2 separate regions of the Homo sapiens genome follow, and region 2 is linked to region 1. Evidence: chromatin contacts called from ENCODE Hi-C data. All regions are on one chromosome and are shown on one strand. Each heading gives the region's core, a stretch centred on a gene start or an enhancer-like site at or near the end of the contact. The rest is flanking DNA. Distances are from core to core; before and after follow the strand shown. Region 1 holds the start of MDM2 (MDM2 proto-oncogene). Region 2 has its middle 12 kb from the start of HELB.

Region 1 (7,612 bases), core at 3,161-5,660:
CGTCTCTACTAAAAATACAAAAATTAGCCGGGTATGGTGGCACAAGCTTGTAATCCCAGCTACTCGGGAGGCTGAGGCAGGAGAATCACTTGAACCCAGGAGGTGGAGGCTGCAATGAGCTGAGATCGTGCCACTGCACTCCAACCTGGGTGACAGAGTGAGACTCCGTCTCAAAAAAAAAAAAAAAAGAAAGACAAAAGATTAGTTATGACTAATAAATACAAGTACGAAGTGGCCCTTGGGTCAAGATAAGTCTGTTGTAGACTTTTTTTTTTCCCCTTGAGACATGGTCTCACTCTGTCACATAGGCTGGAGTGCAGTGGCAGGATCACACCACAACCTATCCGGGCTCAAGCCATCCTCCCAGCTCTGGCTCCCAAGTAGCTAGGACTATAGGTGAGTGCCACCACGCCTGGCTAATTTTTTTTTGCAATTTATAGAGACAGGGTTTCGCCATGTTGCTCAGGCTGGTCTCAAACTCTTGGCCTCAATAGATCCTCCAGCCTTGGCCTCCCACAGTGCTGGGATTACAGGTGTGAGCCTTGTTTGCAGAGTTTAGGTCCCAGAGAATATAAAGACACTCAAAGTATCTCAACCTCTTGGAACACCTCTTGGGCATCAAGAACAACGCTACTAGAAATAAGCAGTTTGCCTCTAGAGAAACTTCAAGTAAGCACAACAAAGGGCAAAGTGACACAAGATAACTGTGGAATGCAAGCAAACAGCAGCAGCTGGTCTGTATTTTTTTAAATGGCAAAGTCACAAACAACAGCAACTGCTTTTAGAGTGAGCAGGTAGTTTGCTTTCTTTTTTTTCAAATGGAACTCACTTTTTAAGTGATGACATGCACTTGGGGGTGGGTAGGTGTGAGTTCATTTGTGTTTTGAAATCCCAAATTAATGAGCATGATAAACCGCTATTGCTGGCCCTGTCTGACTCTCTACTCTGAGTAATTGGTGGGTTCCCCCCAACCTTCTCCTAACCCTCACCCTTTTTCCCTTTCCATTGACTTGGGACAGTCCTTGTCAAAGTGCCAATCACAGTGGGAAGGAGGAGAAGGGGGGAGGTCACAGTGCATGGGATTCAAGGTCACAGTGGGCGGAGCAACGGGGATCACCAGGCAAGTAAGTCAAGTTCCCGCTGCTCAAGTCCAGCTGTCTGCCACGGTAGTGCAACCCTTGGCGGACGACCCAGGACGCGTTGACGCGGCAGTCGCGCCATCTCTTCTTGCCTGCATTTATCTGCGCTGTTTGAAGCCGTGTGACCCATCAGGACCCAGAGGCTGTCTGATCACATTATTGGGCTGTCTGCTGTCTTCGGGTTAGGAGATCCTGGTTGGCCTGAAGGGAAGAAGATCAGAGGAAGACCTATCGAGGATGGGTTTCTCCTGCTTCTCCTCGGGTTGGCGCTGCCCAGGATCCGCTTCCTGGCCTCGGTGTACTCGGCTTCCCACTGTGCCAGGGACTTGACTGGAAGGGCGGGCCTGCTAGCGGACTTGGGGCTGCTGACCACACCGTTGCTGGTGGGCCTCTTGAGGATGCGGACCTGTGGAGGGGGTCCCGGGGGAAAATTATCATCCTGAATCACAATGGGCACTTTGGGAGATTTGAATTTCCTGCTTTCTGTGTGATCTTCAGTTTTTTTTCCAGACGTCTATTTCCCCGCTGTCTGCCGTCTCCTCCCAGCTCTCAGCAACCTCCTCATATTCCATCTTACTCGCCACTTTCCAGATCGCTTGCTTTCTTATTTCCACATTTTCTCTGACTTTTGCAGTATTCAATATTATTACCTGATTCTGATTTTTCAGACATCACTATATGGTCCTTGGCTTTTTGGTCGTTCCTCTCATTCCTTTGCTGTTTCAAGCTCTGTTCCCAGCCTAAGCTTTTTACCACCGAATTCTGTTCTGTGACCCATAACTTAAAACTAACCCAACTTTTCATTCCCTCCAGACTTTTTTTGGTAAGCAGTATCATCATGCTTTAGGTGGACACTGAGTCATACTGCTGTGGTAGTGCTGGTACACGTAGTTTTGAATACCAGGTTCTTGAGTGAATCCTTTTTACTTCTCTCTCTCTCCCCCACCCCCGCTTCTCCCTTCTGCCTTCATTTCTGACCCTTCTTTTCTGGTTCCATTAGAAAAGGACTAATCTTATCAGTTCTGCCTTTTTTTTTCTGCTCTAATAATTTTGTCAAGATAATTTTTTCAAAGCACAAGGCCAATGAGAAGGGGGAAAGTCGGTCCAGAAGGCAGCCGGCCCGACTATTCTGAGTTTGAATCTACTCTTGGTGGTCCTGTTAAAATACAGTTTGAAGCAAATCACTTGTTTTTATGCTTCTAATGTCTACTCTGTCGAAAGCCCAAATTTCCTTGCTTGGCATTTAAGGAGACTCCAAGTTCTTAAAACTTCTTCTTGACTTTCATGCAAGTCAAACGGATTTATTTATTGTATCTCAAACAGTCCTCTTATATTTTCCTTTCTGTATTTTTTGATAATTTTCTTGTGCCTGGAATATTCTCTGCTTTTATTTAAGTCTCACCATCTTTCAAGACACAAAATATGTGTGATCTCTGAGGCCTTTGTGAACTGCCTCCAGCATTTACTAAGCAATTAATTCTGTCTCTGAACTTTTATAGCACAAACCCATTCGTTCACTTGATATTTAACAAATATCAACCTCTATCACTTATCTCTTTTTTTTTTTTTTTCTTCTGAGATGGAGTCTTGCTCTGTCACCCAGGCTGGACTGCAGTGGCGCGATCTCCGCTCACTGCAACCTCTGCCTCCCGAGATCAAGCGATTCTTCTGCCTCAGCCTCCCAAGTGGCTAGGATTACAGGCGCCCGCCACGGGGCCCGGCTAATTTTTGTATTTTTAGTAGAGACAAGGTTTCACCATCTTGGCCAGGCTGGTCTCGAACTCCTAACCTCGTGATCCACCCACCTCAGCCTCCCAAAGTGCTGGGATTACAAGCGTGAGCCACCGTGCGCAGCCTATCACTTATCTTTTCATGCTTACATTTTCTCACTGCTTGAGATTTTCTTTCATCCAGGGTCAAGCACTGAGTCTATTAGAAACCCCACTGTATATGATCTGATGAAGATGAGATTATCTTTTTAAAAGCCACATATTAAATCTCTTAAGTTAATAATATTGGCAATCAACTTAAATCAACTGAGTGACCACTATGTTTAAGGAAGTTTCCTTTCTGGTAGGCTGGGAAGCGGGAGAAGGGAAGGATATAACTTTATAAAAAAAAAAAAGCTGCAGAAGGGAAGGATATAACTTTATAAAAAAAGGTCCTTGTTCACAAGGAGCTAATCACTTACTGGCCAGAGAAGAAACGTGTTCCTTCTTTGCAATGGCTGTGTTTTTGGGTTTAGCTAACTCAATTCTTTATGTCCTCAATTTATGAGACCGCATCAAAAACGTTTTTGCCACATCTCTGTGGGAAAGTAGGTGAGTCAGAATGAGTGCATAATATATAAGTATATATTTTAATGATAATGAATGTGTAGATTAACAAACCCAAACTTTGTTTTTGTTTTTTTGAGAGTCTTGCCCTGTCGCCCAGGCTGGAGTGCAATGGCATGATCTTGGCTCACTGCAGCCTCTGCCTCCCGGGTTCACAGGATTGTCCTGCCTCAGCCTCCGGAGTAGAGTAGCTGGGATTACAGGTGACCGCCACCACGCCCGACTAATTTTTGTAGTTTTTAGTAGAGACGGCGTTTCCCATGTTGGCCAGGTTGGTCTTGAACTCCTGACCTCAAGTGATCCACCCGCCTCGGCCTACCCAAAGTGATGGGATTACAAGCGTGAGCCACCGCGCCCAGCCAAACCCAAACATTCTAAAAGCGCAGAGTAACCGCTCCCCTCCCCGCCAACGGTAACCAGCATCTTCGTTCTCCAACCAGAACAGCTGTATGCACCGGTGTATAAGCCTGCCTTAAGTGCTATTTTTAATCTTTTTTAAAAACAGGCCTTAAAATAACTCATTTGGGTACAACTCCAGCGGCTGGTGGAGTGGGCTTAATATATTAAACAGCTGTTAATTTTGGTTTCTTTTTGGTAACAGCGACACGGAGATCCGCATTTGTCGCAGTTTCCACCGCGGGCGGGAAGTGTAAACACAAGAAATACAAACATAGCGCAACGGCTAAAGGAGTGTCACAGCGCCAAACCTTGCTGGCTCCGCGCCAGGCCGAGCCCCACCCTCTCAGCTCGCGGCCAACACCCCCACCCCGCCTCACAGCCCGCCGCGCCCGCGGGGCGACACCCCCCACTCCATCATCCCGGAGGTGGTGCGGCCGAGCCCCGGACCCAATTGGCGGAAGCGGGGCCGGTTGTGTGCGCGCGCACAAATGCCCGGATGCGCCGCGACGACCCGCGCGCTCCCCTCGGGCGGTAGGGGGCGCGCACCGAGGCACCGCGGCGAGCTTGGCTGCTTCTGGGGCCTGTGTGGCCCTGTGTGTCGGAAAGATGGAGCAAGAAGCCGAGCCCGAGGGGCGGCCGCGACCCCTCTGACCGAGATCCTGCTGCTTTCGCAGCCAGGAGCACCGTCCCTCCCCGGATTAGTGCGTACGAGCGCCCAGTGCCCTGGCCCGGAGAGTGGAATGATCCCCGAGGCCCAGGGCGTCGTGCTTCCGCGCGCCCCGTGAAGGAAACTGGGGAGTCTTGAGGGACCCCCGACTCCAAGCGCGAAAACCCCGGATGGTGAGGAGCAGGTACTGGCCCGGCAGCGAGCGGTCACTTTTGGGTCTGGGCTCTGACGGTGTCCCCTCTATCGCTGGTTCCCAGCCTCTGCCCGTTCGCAGCCTTTGTGCGGTTCGTGGCTGGGGGCTCGGGGCGCGGGGCGCGGGGCATGGGGCACGTGGCTTTGCGGAGGTTTTGTTGGACTGGGGCTAGGCAGTCGCCGCCAGGGAGGAGGGCGGGATTTCGGACGGCTCTCGCGGCGGTGGGGGTGGGGGTGGTTCGGAGGTCTCCGCGGGAGTTCAGGGTAAAGGTCACGGGGGCCGGGGGCTGCGGGGCCGCTTCGGCGCGGGAGGTCCGGATGATCGCAGGTGCCTGTCGGGTCACTAGTGTGAACGCTGCGCGTAGTCTGGGCGGGATTGGGCCGGTTCAGTGGGCAGGTTGACTCAGCTTTTCCTCTTGAGCTGGTCAAGTTCAGACACGTTCCGAAACTGCAGTAAAAGGAGTTAAGTCCTGACTTGTCTCCAGCTGGGGCTATTTAAACCATGCATTTTCCCAGCTGTGTTCAGTGGCGATTGGAGGGTAGACCTGTGGGCACGGACGCACGCCACTTTTTCTCTGCTGATCCAGGTAAGCACCGACTTGCTTGTAGCTTTAGTTTTAACTGTTGTTTATGTTCTTTATATATGATGTATTTTCCACAGATGTTTCATGATTTCCAGTTTTCATCGTGTCTTTTTTTTCCTTGTAGGCAAATGTGCAATACCAACATGTCTGTACCTACTGATGGTGCTGTAACCACCTCACAGATTCCAGCTTCGGAACAAGAGACCCTGGTTAGTATTTTTGTCTCGTGTAACTTTTAAGAATAATTTATTTTATGAAGTGATAAACTAAATTTCGTATACCTCAATTGTAGCATGGCTCTGTAAATAAAATTGTATGTGCATAGCTTAAAGTGTGCTACCTCTGGCGTAACTGCGTGGAGTTAAAAACTGTTAAGAACTGGTCAGTATTTTTTTAGCCATTTGCCACATTTGCTTTAAAAATTAGTTCCATTACATTGTTAAGCGTGGTTGAAGTTACGTTTGTTACGTGACTGATTTTTTTTTCCTTTTTGACCTCCCAGTATTTAATTTTTAAAAATGGTTTCTAAAAGTCAAAAAAGTTATTCGTGCTTGTTTTAAAGATTTTTGTCATTAGAGAAATTTTAAAGTAAAACCTGAAAATTCCAGGCTTTTTGCTCCATGTTTCCTTTTAGATTTTTTGTGTGCGTACCCACATATATTTACATTTGAATTTAAATCTATGTTATTGTCCTGTTTGTTGTACTAACAAGATGAAACTGTAGTTGTTCTGTGACTTGCATCCTTGTCAATAAATAAAGTCTACAGAATTCTTTTTAATGGCTGCATAGTATTCCACAGCATGAGTATACCATTTTAAAAATTATTTATGCCTTTACTGATAGGTTTTTAAAAATTGCCTCCTGTTTTTGAGTATTACAGATAGTGCCGCTTTGTACATGCATCCCGTGTGACTATTTCTGTAAGAAAGATTTTATAGAATTATAGGCTGGCCTCGGTGGCTCACCCCTGTAATCCCATCACTTTGGGAGGCCAAGGCGGACCGATCACCTGAGATGAGGAGTTCAAGACTAGCCTGGCCAACATGGTGAAAACCTGTCTCTACTAAAAATACAAAAATTAGTCGGGCATGGTGGCGCGCGCCTATAATCCCCTGCTGAGGAGGCTGGGGCAGGAGAATCGCTTGAACCCAGGAGGCAGAGGTTGCGGTGAGCCAAGATTGCGCCATTTCACTCCAGCCTGGGCGATAAGAGCGAAACTCCGTCTAAAAAAAAAAAAAAGAAAAGAAAAAGATTTTAGAGAATTAGAACTCCTGAGTTCTCAATTTTACTATTTGATTGCTACTGGTAACTTGCTCACCAAAAGGCTCTAACAGTTTCACTCCTGCCAATACTGAATATCACCAATCTTTAATTATTATTATTATTATTTTTTTTGAGGCGGAGTCTTGCTCTGTCTCCCAGGCTGGAGTGCAGTGGCACAATCTCGGCTCACTGCAATCTCCGTTCCCCGGGTTCACGCCATTCCCCTGCCTCAGCCTCCCGAGTAGCTGGGACTACAGGCGCCCACCACCACGCCCGGCTAATTTTTTGTATTTTTAGTAGAGACGGGGTTTCACCATGTTAGCCAGGATGATCTTGATCCCCTGACCTGGTGATCCGCCCGCCTCGGCCTCCCAAAGTGCTGGGATTACAGGCGTGAGTCACTGCGCCTGGCCTCTTTTATTATTATTACTATTTTTTTGATAAAAGGTACTGTACCATTGTTTAAATTCATTTTTCTCTAGTTTCTTGGTGAGGCTGGGCACCTTTCCTTTTTGTTTTTGTTTTTGTTTTTTTTGAGACAGAGTTTCACTCCTGTTGCCCAGGCTGGAGTGCAATGGCGAGATCTTGTCTCATTGCAACCTCTGCCTCACGGGTTCAAGCGATTCTCTTGCCTCAGCCTCTGGAGTAGCTGGGATTACAGGCATGCGCCACCACGCTCAGCTAATTTTGTATTTTTAGTAGAGATGGGGTTTTTCCATGTTGGTCAGGCTGGTCTTGAACTCCCAACTTCAGGTGATCTGCCTGCCTCGGCCTCCCAAAGTGCTGGGATTACAGGCGTGAATCACTGCACCAGGCCTCCATTTTGTTAAGTCATTTATTTCTTCTGGGACTTGCCTAGTCTTATCTGTCCATTTTCCTTTTAGTTTTTTAAAATTTTTCTTAGTAATTGGAGTAGCTCTATGTGTTTCAAGTATATTTAACTTTTGTTGTTTACTAATGTAGCATTTAATTTTATGTTGTCTTTTCCCCATTGAGAACAATTCTGTGAAGTAAAATTTGTTGGCTTTTGA
Region 2 (7,612 bases), core at 2,741-5,240, 2.5 Mb before region 1:
GAGGCAGGTGGATCACTTGAGGTCAGGAGTTCAAAACCAGCCTGGACAACACAGTGGAACCCTGTCTCTACTAAAAATACAAAAATTAGCTGGGCACTGTGGCACGTGCCTATAATCCCAGCTACTCGGGAGGCTGAGGCAGGAGAATCGCTTGAACCCAGGAGGCGGAGGTTGCGGTGAGCCGAGATTGTGCCACTGCACTCCAGCCTGGGCGACAAAACGAGACTCCGTCTAAAAAAAAAAAAAAAAGAAGAAGAAAGAAAACAGTGATGTATAGACAGTGATATAAATATAAGAACCACAACATATAGGTGATACTCAAGGCCATAAGAGTGAATGGAGTCTGGACAGATAAGAGAAGACTAAGGACAGAGTGGTCATGGAAAGTAAGGAAGGCCAAGGAGGCTACTCAGACAGAGCAGCCATGAAGGAGGGAGACAACTGAAAGATCGCGGCATGCCAGAAACCAAGAGATGAAAATGTGTTCAGATAGAAGGACAGATCAGGGACATCAAATACTGCTGACAGGTCAATAAGAGAACAACTGAGAACAACTGTAGTAGGCTAATTAATGTCCTCCCAGCCCCACAAAGATGTCCACATCTTAATCCCCAGAACCTGTGACTATATTGTCTTACATGGCAAGAAGAACTTTGGAGATGTGGTTAATGTTAAGGATCTGGAGATGGGGAGATTATCCTGGATTGTCCATGTGGGCCCGATGTAATCACAAGGGTCCTTATAAGAGGGAGGCAAAAGATTCAGAGTCAAAGTCAGAGAAGGCAGTGTGACCGTGGACACAGAGGTCTGAGGGATGTGGCAAGGAATGATTGTACCCTGGAGCACCCAGAAGGAAAGCAGCCCTGCTTCCCCATTTTAAACTTCTGACCTTAAGAACTGGGTGATAATAAATTTGTGTTGTTTTCAACCACTGGGTTTGGGGTAATTTGTTATAGCAGCAATAGAAAACAAATGTACTAACCATTGCATTTAGCCATGTGGAAGTCACTGGTGACCCTGCACCAGAGGAATTTCAGGGATGTGTTGGGTTGGAAACCTCATTGAAGTGGGCTAACAAAGACCAGGAGAACAAGTCTATCCTAAACACATGCAGGACCTTTTCTAGAATTAGAAGAGGGGCCTGCTTCAGGCTGGCCAATTGAAAAAGGTGGTGCTTCTGGATAAACCAATTTCCAAATGTTTCTTCTCCAACCATGACAAAGTCCTATGTCAAGCTTTCTGCCTGGCAAGCAGAGAATGGAGTAGATATTAGTCTCCATCTGTGCCCTTCTTCTCTACCAAATGCCTCTGTGCAGAGTACAACCGGAACTCAAGCTGAGTCGGTGCTGAAGGAGAGGAGGAGCAGATAATAAGTACAGATAGCCCTTTCAAGTGGTTTTGCTGCAGGAGCAAGGAAATGAGAAGGTAGCTGGTGGGGAGGGGAGGACAAACAAAATTTTTTTTCTTTTTTTTTTGAAACAGAGTCTTGCTTTGTCACTCAGGCTGGAGTGCAGTGGCACGATCTCAGCTCACTGAAACCTCCGCTCCCGAGTTCAAGTGATTCTTCAGCCTTAGCCTCCCATGTAGCTGGGACTACAGATGTGCACCACCATGCCTGGCTAATTTTTGTGTATTTATGTATTCATTCATTTATTTATATTGATTGATTTTTTTGAGATGGAGTCTCACCCTGTTGCCCAGGCTGGAGTGCAGTGGTGCAATCTCAGTTCACTGCAACCTCTCCTTCCTGGGTTCAAGCGATTCTCCTGCCTCAGCCTCCAGAGTAGATGGGACTACAGGCCGAAGCCACCATGCCTGGCTAATTTTTTGTATTTTTAGTGGAGATGGGGTTTCACCACGTTGGCCAGGCTGGTCTCGAACTCCTGACCTCAGGTGATCCGCCTGCCTCGGCCTTTCAAAGTGCTGGGATTACAGGTGTGAGTCATTGTACCTGGTCTAATTTTTGTGTTTTTAGTAGAGATGGGGTTTCTCCATGTTGACCAGGCTGGTCTTGAACTCCTGACTTCAAGTGATCCACCTGTCTCGGCCTCCCAAAGAAAGGATCTTTTGAGATGGCAAAGGCAACTGTATTTTTGTGTGCTGATGGAAATAATTCAAAAAAGAGAAAAGTAAATGATATAAGAAAGAAGGGAGAATTGCTGAAGTGATATCCCTGAGTAGATGAGAGGGGATTGGGTCTAGACCATATCTAATTGAGGACTACAACAGAGGAGGTTATGTTTGATAAAATCAATAAGAAGGAACAAGGTGCAGTGTAAGATAGTAATATATTAATAATACATGTACACTATGAGGTTGATTGACACAAAAAGAAAGAATGTAGAAGTTGTGCAGCCAATCAGGAGGAAGTCATAATAAGTTAGGGGAGAAAGGTATAGAGTCGGGTGTTGGTATGACTCTTACACTGGAGTAAGCAGGGTTCTTAACCTGGCCTCAGGGGACTCCATTCTTTGAAGTGCTTTCCTCAAATCTTCTAAGACTTCCTCTGGTACTTGGGACCAGCTGATATTGGCAGTGCCATCTGGGTGGGGTGTTGCAAACTTGGGTTGGAACCCCATGTGGGCCCCCATCCTTGTTCTTCCATTTGGGGTGCTCTCTAACCCTCTGTCCCATGGATGAGGTCAACCAGATACACTGAGGAGTTCCATGAAGCCTGCCTATACAGTCACTCTGGTATTCTCTGGCCAGGCCCAGGTTTTGGGAGGGTGACCTGGCAAGCCAGTAACTCCCGTTGGGTAATACAGTATGTATGCATATATGTATGTATGTATGTATGTATGTATGTATGTATGTATGTATGTATGTATTTTAAGGTTTCTGTGCAGTTGAGCTACTGAAATGGTATCGACAGATAGATTTGGAATGGCTTAAGCTGTTTACATGACAGAGCACCTGCAAAATATCCCCAGGGATGGCCCTGAATGTGACATGGGGATCGCCTGGGGTGGAGTGCCGTGGTGTGATCTCAGCTCACCGCAACCTCCGCCTCCTGGGTTTAAGCAATTCTCCTGCCTCAGCTTCCTGAGTAGCTGGGATTACAGGCACCTGCCACCATCCATGCCTGCCTGATGTTTGTATGTTTTGCATTTTTAGTAGAGATGGGGTTTTACCATGTTGGCAAGTCTGGTCTTGAACTCTTGACCTCAAGTGATCCACCCACCTCTGCCTCCCAAAGTGCTGGGATTACAGGCGTAAGCCAGCATGCCTGGCCCTCATAGAGATATTTCAGAAAACCAGGAAAAACACAATTCGGGGAGTAGTGCTTAAATCAGAAATGCTTAAATCTTGTGCTTACTGCTGTACTTCAACAATGATATCATTTAGCAAAGAGATCATAGGTGGAGTTTTTGAAGAGTTGGACAAAAGTAGTTTCTCTCAAAATAAAAACTTATGGCCAAATATTATGGGAAAGATGTCAGCCAACAATAATCTCTCCAAAACAGAGCCACCCAGGAAAGAGGTAAAGAACATTTATTTATCCTGTATGTAGCATATATCAGTCTGTTCTCACGCCGTGAATAAAGACTGATTTAAAGACCTGAGACCAGGTAATTTAAAAGGAAAGAGGTTTAATGGACTCACAGTTCCACATTGCTAGGGAGGCCTCACAATCATGGCAGAAGACAAAGGAAGAGCAAAGGATGTCTTACATGGTGGTAGGCAAGAGAGCTTGTGTAGGAGAACTCCCCTTTTTAAAACCATCAGATCTCACGAGACTTATTCACTATCACGAGAACAGCACAGAAAAGACCCACTCCCATGATTCAGTTGCCTCCCACCAGGTTCCTCCCAAGACATGTGGGAATTACAGGTGCTGCAATTCAAGATGAGATTTGGGTGGGGACACCGCCAAGCCATATCAATGTGCTATTTATCTTAGACCCCTGTGTACAGAGTTCTTACAGGCTCATCCAGCAGCAGTGTAAAAAACAAGTAACCTTGCAATTCAAGTTATTTGTCACTTAGAGATGACAAGAGGTTGTGGTAACTTTGCAACTGTTGTGGTTTTACCCTAAGGTCCCAGAGAAGTGTGTATCTGTTTTACAAATCTCAAACAAAAGAGAGGCAACAAATCAAGGAGATTGATACTATGCTGCAGTGTATGCCTCCTCACAGCCCCAGGTTGGTTCCTGGGTGCATGCAGAGATATTTAGAACACAGAGCTGTGCCTGAACATGTAGCAGCAAAGAGCACGGTCACTGGAGCCTGACTTCTTAGGTTCAAGTCATGGTTCAGCCACTCCCAACTTTAAGCAAGTTATCTAACCTCTCAGCAGAAGTTTCCTCATAAGTAAGATAGATGCTTTAATGTTAACTATTTCATGAGGCTTTTGTGAAGAGTAAATGAGTTAATTGAAGGAGAGGACTTTGTGATGTGTGGAAAGCACAATGTAAACACTCAGTATTAGCCATTATAATTGTTGTTGTTTATAATTAAGGGAGGAAGTTAAATATATAAAATTGTTCTGTTTTCTGAGTGTGAAAGCATTGTCTTTGTACTCTCCAAATTCTGGGGTTTTTTTGTTTGTTTGTTTTCAGAAAAAAAACAAAAACAAAAACAGAGTCTTGCTCTGTCACGTAGGCTGGAGTGCAGTGGCACCATCTCCGCTAACTGCAACGTCAGCCTCCCAGATTCAAACAATTCTCCTGCCTCAGCCTCCCGAGCAGCTGGGATTATAGGTGCCTGCCACCACGCCCGGCTAATTTTTTGTATTTTTAGTAGAGAATGGGTTTCACCATGTTGGCCAGGCTGGTCTCAGACTCCTAACCTCAGGTGATCCACCCGCCTTGGCCTCCCAAAGTGCTGGGATTACAGCATGAGCCACCACTCACAGCCTATGTTTTCTTACATCAAAAATAAAATCTCAGAGATTTTGCATTCTTTAATGAATTCTGCATTGTGTAACACGAGTTATTACTGCATTATGGCTTTGTTTTTTAAAGGAGAATTTTCCAACTCTTTTGAAACTCCCCTGCATCTGCTGTCCATATCTTCATCACATTATCTTTCCACATTCTCCTTCCTGTCTCCCTTTCAGTCATTCTTTCCCTTTTTGCTCATCATTATTCCAACCTAGTTCTTCATATCTCACTTTTCTCCAATGCAGGATGATTTTCTCCCTTCTTGGCCAGAAGTGGATGTTGTATATGAAATCTTGTCACAAATGGAGGAAATTTCCAGCCATTTAAAATAAATCAGGAAAACAGACCTGCTGATCTGAATGTAGTTTATCTTTTGCAACAAGAGTGACTCTGTGGAATGCTCAAATATATTTCTATTCCAGAAAGTCAGTCTTCATCTATTGATGATTATAGATTGCATAAGCATAGCACTTTTCACATGTTCCCTGATTTGCATTCCTTCTATTCAATAATTCATTCCATAGCCCATACAACACAATATCTCATTGTCAATTTTTAATATCTCTACCTTGGTTTCAATCCATCATTCTATCTGAAATAGCAAAACCTCACTACAGTCATGCTCTGTGTTAGTTCATTTTTTGCTGCTTGTAACAGAATACTTAAAACTGGATAATTTATAAAGAAAAGGAATTTGTTTATAACTTAGAGTTATGGAGGCTGGAAAGTCTGAGGTAGAGAGAACATATCTGGTGAAAGCCTTCTTGCTGGTGGAGCAACAGGCGGCATCACATGGTGAGGGGACTGAACATGTTAGTTCAGGTCTCTCTTCTTCTCATAAAGCTACCAGTCCTGGATGTGAGGGTGATCTGTCTGTGACATCTGCCACCCCATTGATAGCCCGAGTTGACTTGGCTGATCTGGCCAGCTAGGCGGTTGTCCCCTTCCTCCCTCACCACTCCATGTGTGTCCCTCCCAAAGCTGTGCTCGGTGAAAGAGGATTACCATCCCTGATAGAAGAGGACTGGTCTTCGGTCAAGGGTATACGGGCAACTGCGCTCCCCTGCTAGAACCTCCAAACAAGCTCTCAAGGTCCACCAGTCCCACTCCCATGATAACCCATTAATCCATTGACCCATTAATCCATGAGTGGATTAATCTATTCACGAGGGAAGATACCTCATGACCCAATCACCTCTTAAATGATATGAAATGAATATACCTCATGACCCTCCTCACCTCTCAGTGCTGCCACATTGGGGATTAAGTTTCAACATGAATTTTTTTTTTCTTGAGATAGAGTGTTGTTCTGTCACCCACGCTAGAGTGCAGTGGCGCTATCTTGCCTCACTGCAACTTCCGCCTCCTGGGTTCAAGCAATTCTCGAGCTTCAGCCTCTCCATAGCTGGGATTATAGGTGTGTGCCACCACGCCTGGCTAACTTTTTGTATTTTTAGTAGAGATGGGGTTTCACCATGTTGGCCAGGCTGATCTGGAACTCCTGATCTCAAGTGATCTGCCCATCTCAGCCTCTCAAAGTGCTGGGATTACAAGCGTGAGCCATGCCGCCTGGCCCTCAACATGAATTTTGCAAGAGACAAATATTCAAACCATAGCACTCTCTATCCCCTTTCTCTCTTTTATCTTTGCTTCTGGTTCTCATCATCATTTGATATTACTTTTACTTGCTCCCTGGCTCCTTCTTAGGATGGATCCTTGCTCCTTCTTAGGATGGATCCTTGCTCCTTCTTAGGATGTACAAGGACTTGGTCTGTTTTGTTTACTGTTATTCTCCAGTACCCAGAACAGTAACTATCCTAAAATATGTATTGACTGAATAAATGAATTGTAGTCATCTACTTCTTAGTAATACTTTGCAAATGTTTGCTTTTTAAAAAGTTATACTTATCATATAGGATGAGATAAATAGTTTTCATAAAATGCCTAACAAAGACCAACATGATCAGCTAGAAACTGATCCCCAGCTCCATCTCTCTGTGGTAGCAGAGTTGATGCATTTTTGTTTTAGTGCTCACCTCAACCATGGCATGTTTGTTAGGAAAGGAGCTTCCAGAAAATGTATTTAGGAAAGCAATTCTTTTTCTTTTTCTTTTTCCTTTTTCTTTTCTTTTCTTTTCTTTTCTTTCATTTATTTTTTGGGTTAGGGTCTCACTATGTCACCCGGGCTGGAGTGCAATGGCACAATCGTAGCTCACTGAAGCCTTGAACTTCTGTCCCCAAACGATCCTGTTGCCTCAGCCTCCAAAGTAGCTGGGACTATAGGTTTGCACCGCCATGCCCAGCTTATTATTGTGTGTGTGTGTGTGTGTGTGTGTGTGTGTGTGTGTGTGGTGATGGGGTCTCTCTTTGTTGCTTAGGCTGGTCTCAAACTGCTGGCCTCAAGCAATCCTCCCACCTCGGCCTCCCACAACTCTGGAATTACTAGTGTGAGCCACCGTGCTCATTGGGAGGCAGTTCTTTTGTTTTTATTTTTATTTTTTGAGATGGAGTGTCACTCTGTCACCCAGATAGGAGTGCAGTGGCACGATCTCAGCTCACTGCAACCTCCACCTCCAAGTGATTCTCCTGCCACAGCCTCCTTAGTAGCTGGGATTACAGGCATGAACCACTGCACCTGGCCAAGGTAGTACTTTTTAACGAACATACTCTCCTACAACTTACAAACTCATATGCTGAAACAGAAATATAAAGGCATGAATTTAGCCCTA

What was found. Hi-C counts contacts between places; a loop is a spot of excess contacts on that map. Pooled maps may share reads with other maps.
Region 2: a pooled map shows a loop between it and region 1 (4-fold over the local background). The contact joins the enhancer-like site here to the promoter of MDM2 in region 1. A Hi-C loop is called at or near these places in 3 of 50 pooled maps.

Annotation. Positions count from the first base shown.
Region 1 is chr12:68,803,767-68,811,378 of GRCh38, forward strand. MDM2 (MDM2 proto-oncogene) reads left to right here and starts at 4,411. Exons shown (of 11, transcript NM_002392.6): 1 at 4,411-4,725; 2 at 5,442-5,526. The coding sequence starts at 4,712. It also overlaps the pseudogene SZRD1P1. RefSeq lists a silencer at 4,109-4,498 and enhancers at 4,700-5,899, 4,999-5,388.
Region 2 is chr12:66,286,946-66,294,557 of GRCh38, forward strand. It overlaps the pseudogene RN7SKP166. Among named protein-coding and RNA genes, the nearest start is that of HELB, 12 kb to the right of the region's middle. Within about 2 kb of position 3,991, at least 2 of the 41 ENCODE cell types and tissues checked have a DNase peak (open chromatin) inside an H3K27ac peak, as active enhancers do.